2 separate regions of the Homo sapiens genome follow, and region 2 is linked to region 1. Evidence: chromatin loops called from intact Hi-C (ENCODE). Cell type or tissue: PC-9. All regions are shown on one strand. Each heading gives the region's core, and the rest is flanking DNA. Links, peaks and the distances in the headings are about the cores only.

The links. A loop is a pair of places that touch in the nucleus more often than their neighbours do. Peaks named below come from ENCODE experiments on the same cell type or tissue, not always from the same donor. Only the 100,000 strongest peaks of a DNase experiment are listed, where the experiment ranks them.
Region 2: it touches region 1 in a loop (6-fold over the local background); 4 of 110 quality-filtered maps call a loop at or near these places.

The regions. Positions count from the first base shown.
Region 1 is chr1:61,760,353-61,765,738 of GRCh38, reverse strand. It overlaps PATJ (PATJ crumbs cell polarity complex component), which reads right to left. Exons shown (of 44, transcript NM_001350145.3): 2 at 2,825-2,881; 3 at 2,560-2,726. The coding sequence starts at 2,846. Among named protein-coding and RNA genes, the nearest start is that of PATJ-DT, 20 kb to the right of the region's middle. In PC-9, for the core only: no CTCF peak of the experiment used is centred there; no DNase peak of the experiment used is centred there.
Region 2 is chr1:61,709,193-61,714,578 of GRCh38, reverse strand. It overlaps TM2D1 (TM2 domain containing 1), which reads left to right. Exons shown (of 7, transcript NM_032027.3): 3 at 5,142-5,250. Among named protein-coding and RNA genes, the nearest start is that of TM2D1, 13 kb to the left of the region's middle. RefSeq lists a silencer at 3,045-3,245. In PC-9, for the core only: no CTCF peak of the experiment used is centred there; a DNase peak (open chromatin) is centred at 3,198.

The sequences.
Region 1 (5,386 bases), core at 273-5,272:
ACTTACTCAAGATTAGCAGTGAGTCACGGAGCCACTTAAACATTGATAGAAAGAGGAGAATCATGTAATTATGGTGGACATAATTTAAAATATCATTGGCTGATACAACTGCCAAAACAGTAGAATAAAGGTAACATTAAGAATAAATGTCAGTGGTGAAACCCCATCGCTATCAAAAATACAAAAATTAGCCGGGCATGGTGGTACACACTTGTAATTCCAAGGTACTTGGGAGGCTGAGGCAAGAGAATTGCTTGAATCCCGCAGGTGGAGGCTACAGTGAGCCGAGATTGCACCACTGCACTCAGCCTGGATGACAGAGCAAGACTCTGTCTCCAAAAAAAAAAACAGAATAAATGTTAGGCCGGGTGTGATGGCTCACACCTGTAATCCCAGCACTTTGGGAGATCAAGGTGGGAGGACTGCTTCAGGGCCAGGAGTTCAAGACCAGCCTGGGCAACATAGTGAGACTCTTGTCTCAACAAAAAATACAAAAATTAGCTGGGCATGGTGTCACATGCCTGTAGGCCCAGCTACTTGGGAGGATGAAGTGGGAGGATTGCTTGAGCCCAGGAGGTTGAGGCTACAATGATCCATAATCACACCACTGTACTCTAGCCCAGGCAAATACTCTGCCTCAAAAAAAAAAAAAAAAAAAAAAAAAAAAAAAAATGAATGTCAATAAAACCTCAAAGAAAAAATAAAAAACCCCTGGCTACAGGGATTATACAGTCCAATGCATAAAATATGACTGTGTACATAACAACTCCAAACTATACAAATATAAAGAATTGTTATTAGGATAGGGTAGTTACAGCCACTCTTAGTCCAACAAGTGTGATAGATTTCTGCTGATCTTTGCCAATTTCAGTTGCTACCAACAGCATTCACTATTGTGATATTCTGTGACCAAGAGAAATACAGAAAGCTAAACATCAATATAGGCAGTGCTAAAATTAGGGTATAAATTCTGGTCTAAAGAAAGCAATTCACAGAAAGACACATGTAGAATTTAATCCTTAATTGGCTATAAACAAATCACTCACAAAATACTTAATGGGCAAGCATTTTAGTTTATCAGCAAAAACCATTTTTTCCCAAATTTTGTAAATTTTCACTTAACTGTGCTAAATTAGCTCCAATTATGTTTTAAATTCTGCCCAAATTTCATCTATGGTATAGCTACTATTCAAGTTCAGCTTCCAGAATAGGTGATTTAAAAGTAATTTGCCATCCCTGACCCCAAAACAAAGAATCCAAGAGGACAGTTAAAACAATTAATTTCTGGTTCAATCTCAGCACCAAAAAAAAAAAAAAATCCCACAACTGCTAATTTGCACCCCTCTAAGAAGAGGTGATATGTGTCCCTTATTCAATAATGATGTATTAGAGCCTGAAGAATCCAGATAGTGTGGTAAATGAGTAGAAGAAACATAACTATATATTTAAATACCAGGTATTCTGCTTCCAAGGAACTTCTAATCAGAATACGCATGAAAGACAACAAATATTTGATAATTAAGAGAAGTGTGACTATTGTGCTATAAGGGCATGATCACTTCTTGTTAGATAAAAGACTTCGGCCGGGCGAGGTGGCTCACGCCTATAATCCCAGCACTTTGGGAGGCTGAGGCAGGTGGATCACAAGGTCAGGAGATACAGACCATCCTGGCTAACACAGTGAAACCCCGTCTCTACTAAAAAAAATAATAATAATAACACACACACACAAAAAAAAAGACCACACACACACACAAAAAAAGACTTCATAAGGAAAATACGCCTGGGCAAGGTGGCTCATGCCTATAATCCCAGCACTTTGGAAGGCTGAGGTAGGAGGACTGCTTGAGGCCAATAGTTTGAGACCAGCCTGGGCAACATAGGGAGACCCTGCCTCTATAAAATTTTTAAAAATTAGCCCAACTGTGGTGGCACACACCTATCCCAGCTACTCTGGAAGCTGAGGTGGGAACATTGCTTGAGCCTGGGAGGTCAAGGCTGCAGTGAGCTAGGATCACAGCACTGCACTCCCGCCTCAGTGACAGAGAGAAACCTTGTCTCAAAATAAAAAGAAAATATATTTAAGTTAAGCACTATTTTATAGTTTTGAAGATGTTGAGAATTCTCAAAGCATCTGACCTTTACATACTTAAATAAGTACAAAAACCATATTCTAAAACCAAACACAATTTTTTTTTTTTTTTTTGAGACAGGGTCTCAACTCTGCCATCCAGGCTGGAGTGCAGTGGCATGATCATAGCTCACTGCAACCTGGAACTCCTGGGCTCAAGCAGTCCTCCCACCTCAGACTCCTGAGTTGCTGGGACTACCGGTACATGCCACCACATCCAGTTACCAAAGAAAAAATTGATTATTGATATTTCTAAATTATCTATGCCAATGCTACCCACAGGTTATAGGTTACAGGTCCCAATACAGTCTCTTTGCTGAACTGAGTCCTTAAAGATAATTTGTCTTTGTCTATCTCCTCTATCTTTCTTTGATGGTTTGAATATATTAATATAATATATTAATGTAAAACTCTGATGGGTAACTTACTTGACCCTTCAGTTGCTTGATGGACTGCTGAAGTGTGAGTATCTGGTTGAAGAGAGGACTCTTTAGTGTCTCATAAAACATAGATAACTTCTCATTCTGCGACGTGTCACCCTTCTCCTGCAATTTCATTTTCAGGCGATCAAGTACCTGCAGCACCTGCAGTTTATCTTGGGTCAAGATGAATAAGTAGAGTAATAGTTAAGTCCCATTTGAGATTCCATTTTTAAATAATTAATTTAATTATAGAACAATATATCCAGTATACCTGTAGCAGGATTTTCAGGCATTTTGAATTATTCTCTTCAATCACTCTTAAAGACACCTAAAGAAAAAATTTAACAATATAAAAGATGAATTTCAATTGTATATGGCTACAATCCTGTAGAAAAATTAAGGAAAACCTCAAGAACATTCTTTATCAAGGCTCCACTCAGTGAAATTCAAAATTATAACCACAATGAGGTGCCACTACACACCCACTAAGGTAACTAAAATTTAAAAACAGACAACACTAAGTTTCAACGAGGCTGTGAAGTGCCTGGAACTATTATTGTACATTGCTAAGAGAAACGTAAAATATCACAACCACTTCGGAAAATTGGTAGTTTCTTATAAAGTTAAAAATACACTTACTATATGACCCAGCACTTCCACTCACAAATACTTACTCAGTATTCATGAAAATATATGCTCACAAAAACGCCTGCACATGAAAGTTTACAGCATTTTTATTTACAAAAACCCCAAAACTAGAAAAACCCAAGTGTCTAGTAACAGATGAATAAACAAATGGTATATAATATTCAGAAATAAAAAGGAAAAATTACTGATACACACAACAAGGATAAATCTCAAAAATGATATGTGGAAAAAAAGAAACCTGACCCAAAAAAGGCACAAACCATACTGTATGATTACATTCATATGAAGTTCAAGTACTGACAAAACTAATCTACAATTATAGATTAATTTACCTGGGGCAGGGTCATAGGGAACTGACTATGACAGGCTTCAGAACATGCTACTCCCAAAATATGACACCTTGGCATTGTTGAATATTTTAAGTTGAAGGAATCTGAGAAACAGCAGGTGCAAAAAAGACTTCCCCTGAAGCAGATCATAGGATCCTCATGTGAGAGGTGTCCTCTCTATACCCAGAAGATAGCAGCATCTTAATCTCAAAAGACAGAGTGGCCGGGCGCATTGACTCATGCCTATAATCCCAGCACTTTGGGAGGCCGAGGCAGGAGGATCACTTCTGCCCCAGAGTTTGAGGCCAGCCTGGGCAACACAGTGAGATTCCATCTCTACAAAAAAAATTCAAAAATCAGCCACCCATGGTGGCACATACCCATAGTCCCAGCTGCTCAGGAGGCTGAGGCAGGAGGATCACTTGAGCCCAAGAGGTTGAGGCTGCAGTGAGCTATGATCATGCCACTGCACTCCAGCCTGGGGAACAGAGTGAGACCCTGTCTCAAAAATTAAAAAAAAAAAAAATAGAGGAACACCCAGAGGAATATGAACAAACAGGCCTTGTTAAGTTTTTCCCTGTTTACTACTCTTGGCTCATATCCCTTTCTGTCCTATCACATTCCACAACTCTTCCTTCTTCATCAAACCTAATTTAAAAACACTCAGGTTTTACTGTTTCTTCGGGTCTTCCTTTCCTTATGAAGGCTCCCATGTCACATAAAACTTATATTAAACAAGTTTACATGTTTTTCTCTTGTTAATCTACCCTTTATTACAGGGGCCCCAACCGAAAACTTAGAAGGGTAGAGGCTATTTTCCCTCCCCTACACTGGGAAGGGGTTCAAGGAAGCTTTTTTGGAGTGATGGACACATTGTGTCTTGAAGGGGGTATGGTTTACACAGATGTATATACTTATCAAAATTTATTGAACCAGGCCAGGAGCAGTGGCTCACTGTGATCCCAGTACTTTAGGAGGCCAAGGCAGAAGGATCACTTGAATCCAGGAGTTTGAGACCAGCCTGTGCAACAAAGTGAAACCTCATCTCTACAAAAACAAAAAAATTAGCTGGTGTGGTGGCTTGTACCTGTAATCCCAGCTACACTGGAGACTGAGGTGAGAGGATCGCTTGAGCCCAGGAGGTTGAGGTTACAGTGAGCCATGATCATGCCACTGCACTCCAGCCTGGGTGACAAAGGGAGACCCCATCTCAACAAAAAATAAAAGAAAAATTCCCAAGCTGTACAAATGATCTCAGACTCTTACTAGTCATCTACAGCTTGAAAGAAACCACCCAGGCTGGGCGCCACGGCTCACACCTGTAATCCCACACTTGGAGAGATCGAGGTGGGTGGATCACCTGAGGTCAGGAATTCGAGACCAGCCTGGCCAACACAGAGAAACCCCGTCTCTAATAAAAATACAAAAATTAGGCGTGGTGGCACTCACCCATAATTCCAGCTACTCGGGAGGCTGAGGCAGGAGAATTGCTTGAACCTGGGAGGTGGAGGTTGCAGTGAGCTGAGCTCATGCCACTGCACTCCAGCCTAGGCAATAAAGCCAGACTCTGTCTCAAAAAAAAAAAAAAAGAAAAAGAAAAAGAAAAGAAAAAAGAAACCACTCAAAGTGGCATTCTCTATGGATAATGTTTTCTTAATTCCAGTGATTTGATGAAATTAATCTAAAATGTAACGTAATTAAAAACTCAAAAGGCTAGCAAAACCCTTTGCTATGACCAAAATGAGACATTTTCAGTGATCATTTTTACTAGTGATACACACTTGTAATGAACCATCAAAGAAATACAAGTATTATACAATCAAAATTTTCTTACATCAACCTGGATATGGTGGCTG
Region 2 (5,386 bases), core at 194-5,193, 51 kb after region 1:
CAAAAATAAAGCGAAAGAAAGGGCTCTTTAGTTTTTTTTGGACAGAGTCTTGCTGTGTCACCCAGGCTGGAGTGCAGTGGCGCGACCTCAGCTCACTGAAACCTCCGCTTCCCGGGTCCAAGCAATTTTCCTGCCTCAGCCTCCTGACTAGCTGGGATTACTGGCACAGGCCAGCATGCCCGGCTGATTTTTCTATTTTTAGTAGAGACGGTGTTTTACCATGTTGGCCAGGCTGGTCTTGAACTCCTGACCTGGTGATCCACCCACCTCGGCCTCCCAAAGTGCTGGGATTACAGGTGTGAGCCACTGCGCCCATCCAGGGCTCTTTAGTTTTTAATATTTTTTACCAGGCATTTTCAACTCACCTAGAAATATTTGGTTTTTGGCCGGGCGCGGTGGCTCAGGCCTGTAATCCCAGCACTTTGGGAGGCCGAGGCGGGTGGATCATGAGGTCAGGAGATCGAGACCATCCTGGCTAACAAGGTGAAACCCCGTCTCTACTAAAAATACAAAAAATTAGCCGGGCGCGGTGGCGGGCGCCTGTAGTCCCAGCTACTCGGGAGGCTGAGGCAGGAGAATGGCGTGAACCCGGGAAGCGGAGCTTGCAGTGAGCCGAGATTGCGCCACTGCAGTCCGCAGTCCGGCCTGGGCGACAGAGCGAGACTCCGTCTCAAAAAAAAAAAAAAAAAAAAAAGAAATATTTGGTTTTTAAAAGTTTTGTACAGAAACCTGTCATCTCAAAAAAACAGTGCATTTCTGTTAGGCAAGGTATATTGGAAAATATCCCCAGCTGGTATCATAATAAGTGTCTTGTATTGCAACTGTCTCTTTAAGACCTGATTTTAGATAATCTGCAGGAAGATCTCACAAGGCTGTATGACAAGAAAGTGACAGCTTCAGACTAAGCAAGTGCAAGGTAGATACTTGTAGAGAAAAATGATCTACAATCTAGTAATACTGTGCTTTCTGGCACACTTAATCTACTTACTGGCTTGAGGATATGAAAAGATTTAAAGCTGCTTTTTGAGAAAAAAAACCTGTGTTTATAGATACTTTTGCAGACCCCTCCTTTTTTTTTTTTTTTTTTTTTGTTTTTGAGTTGCGGGGGGTCTTGTCCTCTTACCCAGGCTGGAGTGTAAGTGGCATGATTGTGGCTTACTGCAACCTATGTCTCCCAGGCTCAAGCAATTCTCCTGCCTCAGCCTCCTGAGTAGCTGGGACCACAGGCACATGTCACCACGCCTGGCTAATTTTTTGTATTTTTGATAGAGATGGGTTTCACCATGTTGGCCAGACTGGTCTTGAACTCCTGGCTGCAAGCAATTCACCTGCCTCGGCCTCCCAAAGTGCTGGGATTACAGGCATGAGCCGCTGCACCCGGCCTAGATTCTCAGCTTTTTTTTTTTTTTGAGGTGGAGTCTCATTCTATCTCCCTGGCTGAAGTGCAGTGGCGCAATCTCAACTCACTACAACCTCTGCCTCCTGGGTTCAAGCGATCCTCCTGCCTCAGCCTCCCAAGTAGCTGGGATTTCAGGTGTGTGCCACCACACCCCACTGATTTTTGTCTTTTTAGTAGAGACAGGGTTTCACCATGTTGGTCAGGTGACCTGACCTCAAGTGATCCTCCTGCCTTGGCCTCCCAGAGTGCTGGGATTACAGGCATGAGTCACTGTGCCCAGCCAATTCTCAGCTTTTAAGTGTGCACTCTTTCCTAAAATTGATGTAAAATTGTGGAATTTTAGAGAGTAGTTCTTTCATATCTGTTCTCCAGTGGATCATGATGGCTGTGAAATTGCTGTGGTGTTTAGAGTCCACTTTGAAGAGTGCTATAACATGTTAATTTTCATGATAGTATTAAATATACTGGAGGCTGGGTACGGTGGCTCACACCTGTAATCCCAGCACTTTGGGAGACTGAGGCGGGTGAATTACTTGAGGCCAGGAGTTCGAGACTAGCCTAGCCAACATGGTGAAACCCCATCTCTACTAAAAATACAAAAATTAATTGGACATGGTAGCAGGTGCCTATAATCCCAGCTACTGGAGAGGCTGAGACATGAGAATTGCTTGAACCCAGGAGACGGAGGTTGCAGTGAGCTGAGATCGCACCAGGGCACTCCAGCCTGTGCAATAGAGTGAGACTCGGTTTCAATAAATAAATGAACAAACTGGAAATGACATTTTTTCCAACCATTTAAATTCATGTTGAAAAATTTTAGATGTCTGTTTAAATGTGTGAGGGCATATATAGTTTATAAAAATTTAATTTATAGCAGGTATATGTGCAGAATTTTTTTGAAGATGACTAATCTATAGCAGGGTTTCTCAACCTCAGTGCTATTGATTTTTTGGACTGGGTAATTCATTGTTGTGGGGAGGCTATCTTGTGCACTGTAGGATGTTTATGAGTATCCCTGGTCTGTACTCACTATATGCCCCTAGCAGCTCCCCAGTGACAACTGAAAATGTTTCCAGACCTTGCCAAATGTCCTCTGGGGAGTAAAAATGCCCCAGTTAAGAATTACTGATTTTACTGAGTTAGGGCTAGTTACATCATGGTGGCTCACACCTGTAATCCCAGTACTTTGAGTGGCTGAGGCAGGAGGATCTCCTGAGGCCAGGAGTTCCAGCCTGGCCAACATCAAAACCTCATCTCTTAAAAAAAAAAAAGAATTAGTGATCTAAAACCATGTTGATCTCCTTTCAGTGACATAGAATTTATATCAACATTTCAGACTTTTGCTGACCTCAACTTTGAGTTGTCTACTATATAACTAATCAAAAGCATGATCCAAGATGGAAGATTTTCAAGAGATATAATCTAAAGGATGTCACATTAATTCATTGGCAAAAGTCAATAAATTTTATCCCTGTGCCAAGGCAGGTAGCCAAATAGCTACATACCAATTGCCTGTTAAGTTCTGCCACATCTCTTTGTATTTTTTTTTTTTTTGAGACGGTCTCACTCTGTTGCCCAGGCTGGAGTGCAGTGGCATGATCACAGCTCACTGCAGCCTTGACCTCCCAGTCCTGCCTCAGCCTCCTGACAACAGGTGAGCACCACCATGCCTGACCAATTATTTTATTTTTTGTAGAGATGGGGATCTCTCCATGTTGCCCAGGCTGGTCTCAGACTACTGGGCTCAAGCAGTCCTCCCTCCTCTATATCCCAAAGTGCTGGGATTACAGGCGTGAGTCACTCTTCTGTCCACATCTCTTTGTATATTTTTTTTTCTTTTTTTTTTTTTTGAGGTGGAGTTTCACTCTTTCACCCAGGCTGGAATGCAATGGTGCGATCTCGGCTCACTGCAACCTCCATCTCCCAGGTTCAAGTGATTTTCCTGCCCCAGCCTCTCATGTAGCTGGGATTACAGGTGCCCGCCACCATGCCTGGCTAATTTTTTGTAGAGATGGGTTTTCGCCATGTTGCCCAGGCTGGTGTCGCACTCCAAACCTCAAGTGATCCATCTGCCTCGGCCTCTCAAAGTGCTGGGATCACAGGCTTGAGCCATTGAGCCACCGCGCCCGACCGCCCTTTGTTTTATTAAAATGGTTCTCAGTTTTATTGAATCTGTGCGTTTTATTATAAACACCACCTTGTTTTAGAAATTTCCATGCATTAAATAAATACAATTTATGGGGTAATGTAGTTAGAACTATCAGTAACCTGACAAATAGGTGTAGAAGTCATTATAGGGTTTGTTTGTTTTTTTAACCATCGTTTTCTCAGTGTACTATTCTTGCCTAAAAGAGGACAATGATTTGTTGGAAATCTTAGGATAATTATAAATGATAGAAAATACTATCTTTCTTTCCTAATCAAACTCTAGGTTCTCTGTTTTTACTTTATTATACACAGTTTTATTTTAAAAAAATATGTAATTCTTGATGCTAAACATAGAGGTAAGCTTTTTCTGAAACTAATCTAAAAGTATTAGTACTTTTCAGTCTAAAATGTTGATTTATTGAATACCTGCAATATACTGTGCCTTCTGCCAGGTACTTTTATATATTCTTACAATGGTGCTATGAGGTGGGTAGTCGTATATGTGTGTGTGTGTGTGTGTGTGTGTGTATGTGTGTATATGTGTGTGTGTGTGTGTATATATATATATGTATATATATATATACATTTTTTTTTTTTTTTTTTTTTGGGACAGGGTCTTGCTCTGTCACCCAGGCTGGAGGGCAGTGGCACAATCTTGGCTCCCTGCTATGTCTGCCTCTCAGGCCCAAGTGATCCTCTCACCTCAGCCTCCCAAGTATCTGGGATCACAGGCACAAGCCACCATGCCTGGCAAATTTTTGTATTGTTTTGTAGAGATGGGGTGTCGCCATGTTGCCCATGCTGGTCTTGAATCTGCCCATCTCAGCCTCCCAAAGTGCTGGGATTATAGGCATGAGCCACTGCACTTGGCCCTTTGGTACTATTTTTACCTACAAAGAATCGAAGGTTCTGAAAGGAGCAATGTCCAAATAAGTTGTTCTCATTCCAAAGGTCTTGTTCTTTACACTATGAGGTTATAAAGCTGTTAAGGCAGTGCTTGTCTGGGTCTGTAAGTGTTACTTCTTCTTCTTATGTCATCTGGTTATGAGGAAGGATCAAGATTGCTTAAATTCTGAAATAATCTATATCAAACCCCAGAGGGAATCAAGAAACAAATACATTTAGAATCAATGAAAATAATTTATGGCAACAATTATCTATAAGCGTTGGTATATGCTAAAAATACAAACTCAGATTATGTTAAAATAATTTAATAGATAAATTGCCCAACATATTACCAACAAAAATTTGAGAGGTATTCTTAATTCTGGAGATGAAGTAAAGGGCAGTAATGTTGTGCAATTCTTCCCTTGGTACCTTTATCAGAGGCAGGAGATTGAATTATAGATTGGCCATGCATCTAGTCCAGTGTGGCAACTCTTATATTTTTGTGTTAAGAGACTACTATACAATTTTATGTTTATCTTGCATGTAAGTACATACGTAGTGTCACTTTTCCCACCTAAAATTAAAGGCTTGTGTCATGTTATATTGGGAGGTAGTTTGTTATAACATATTTGCTAGTCTTAGAACAATTACATACTGTTTCTCCAGAAAAAAAAAATAACAGTTTCTTGACTTTTTCTGCCTTCAGTTTCCTGTTTTCCAGCACCCAACATAACTTGTAAGGATTCCAGTGGCAATGAAACACATTTTACTGGGAACGAAGTTGGTTTTTTCAAGCCCATATCTTGCCGAAATGTGTAAGTACATTACTGAAACTTAAATTTTCAGATTACTTGCCTATATTATATCTTCATTGCATGAAGAGAGGAGATAATTTATGGGGACTATCCTGAAAATGTATCTTTTATCTTTTTGCTTGTGTCAGAAAACCTT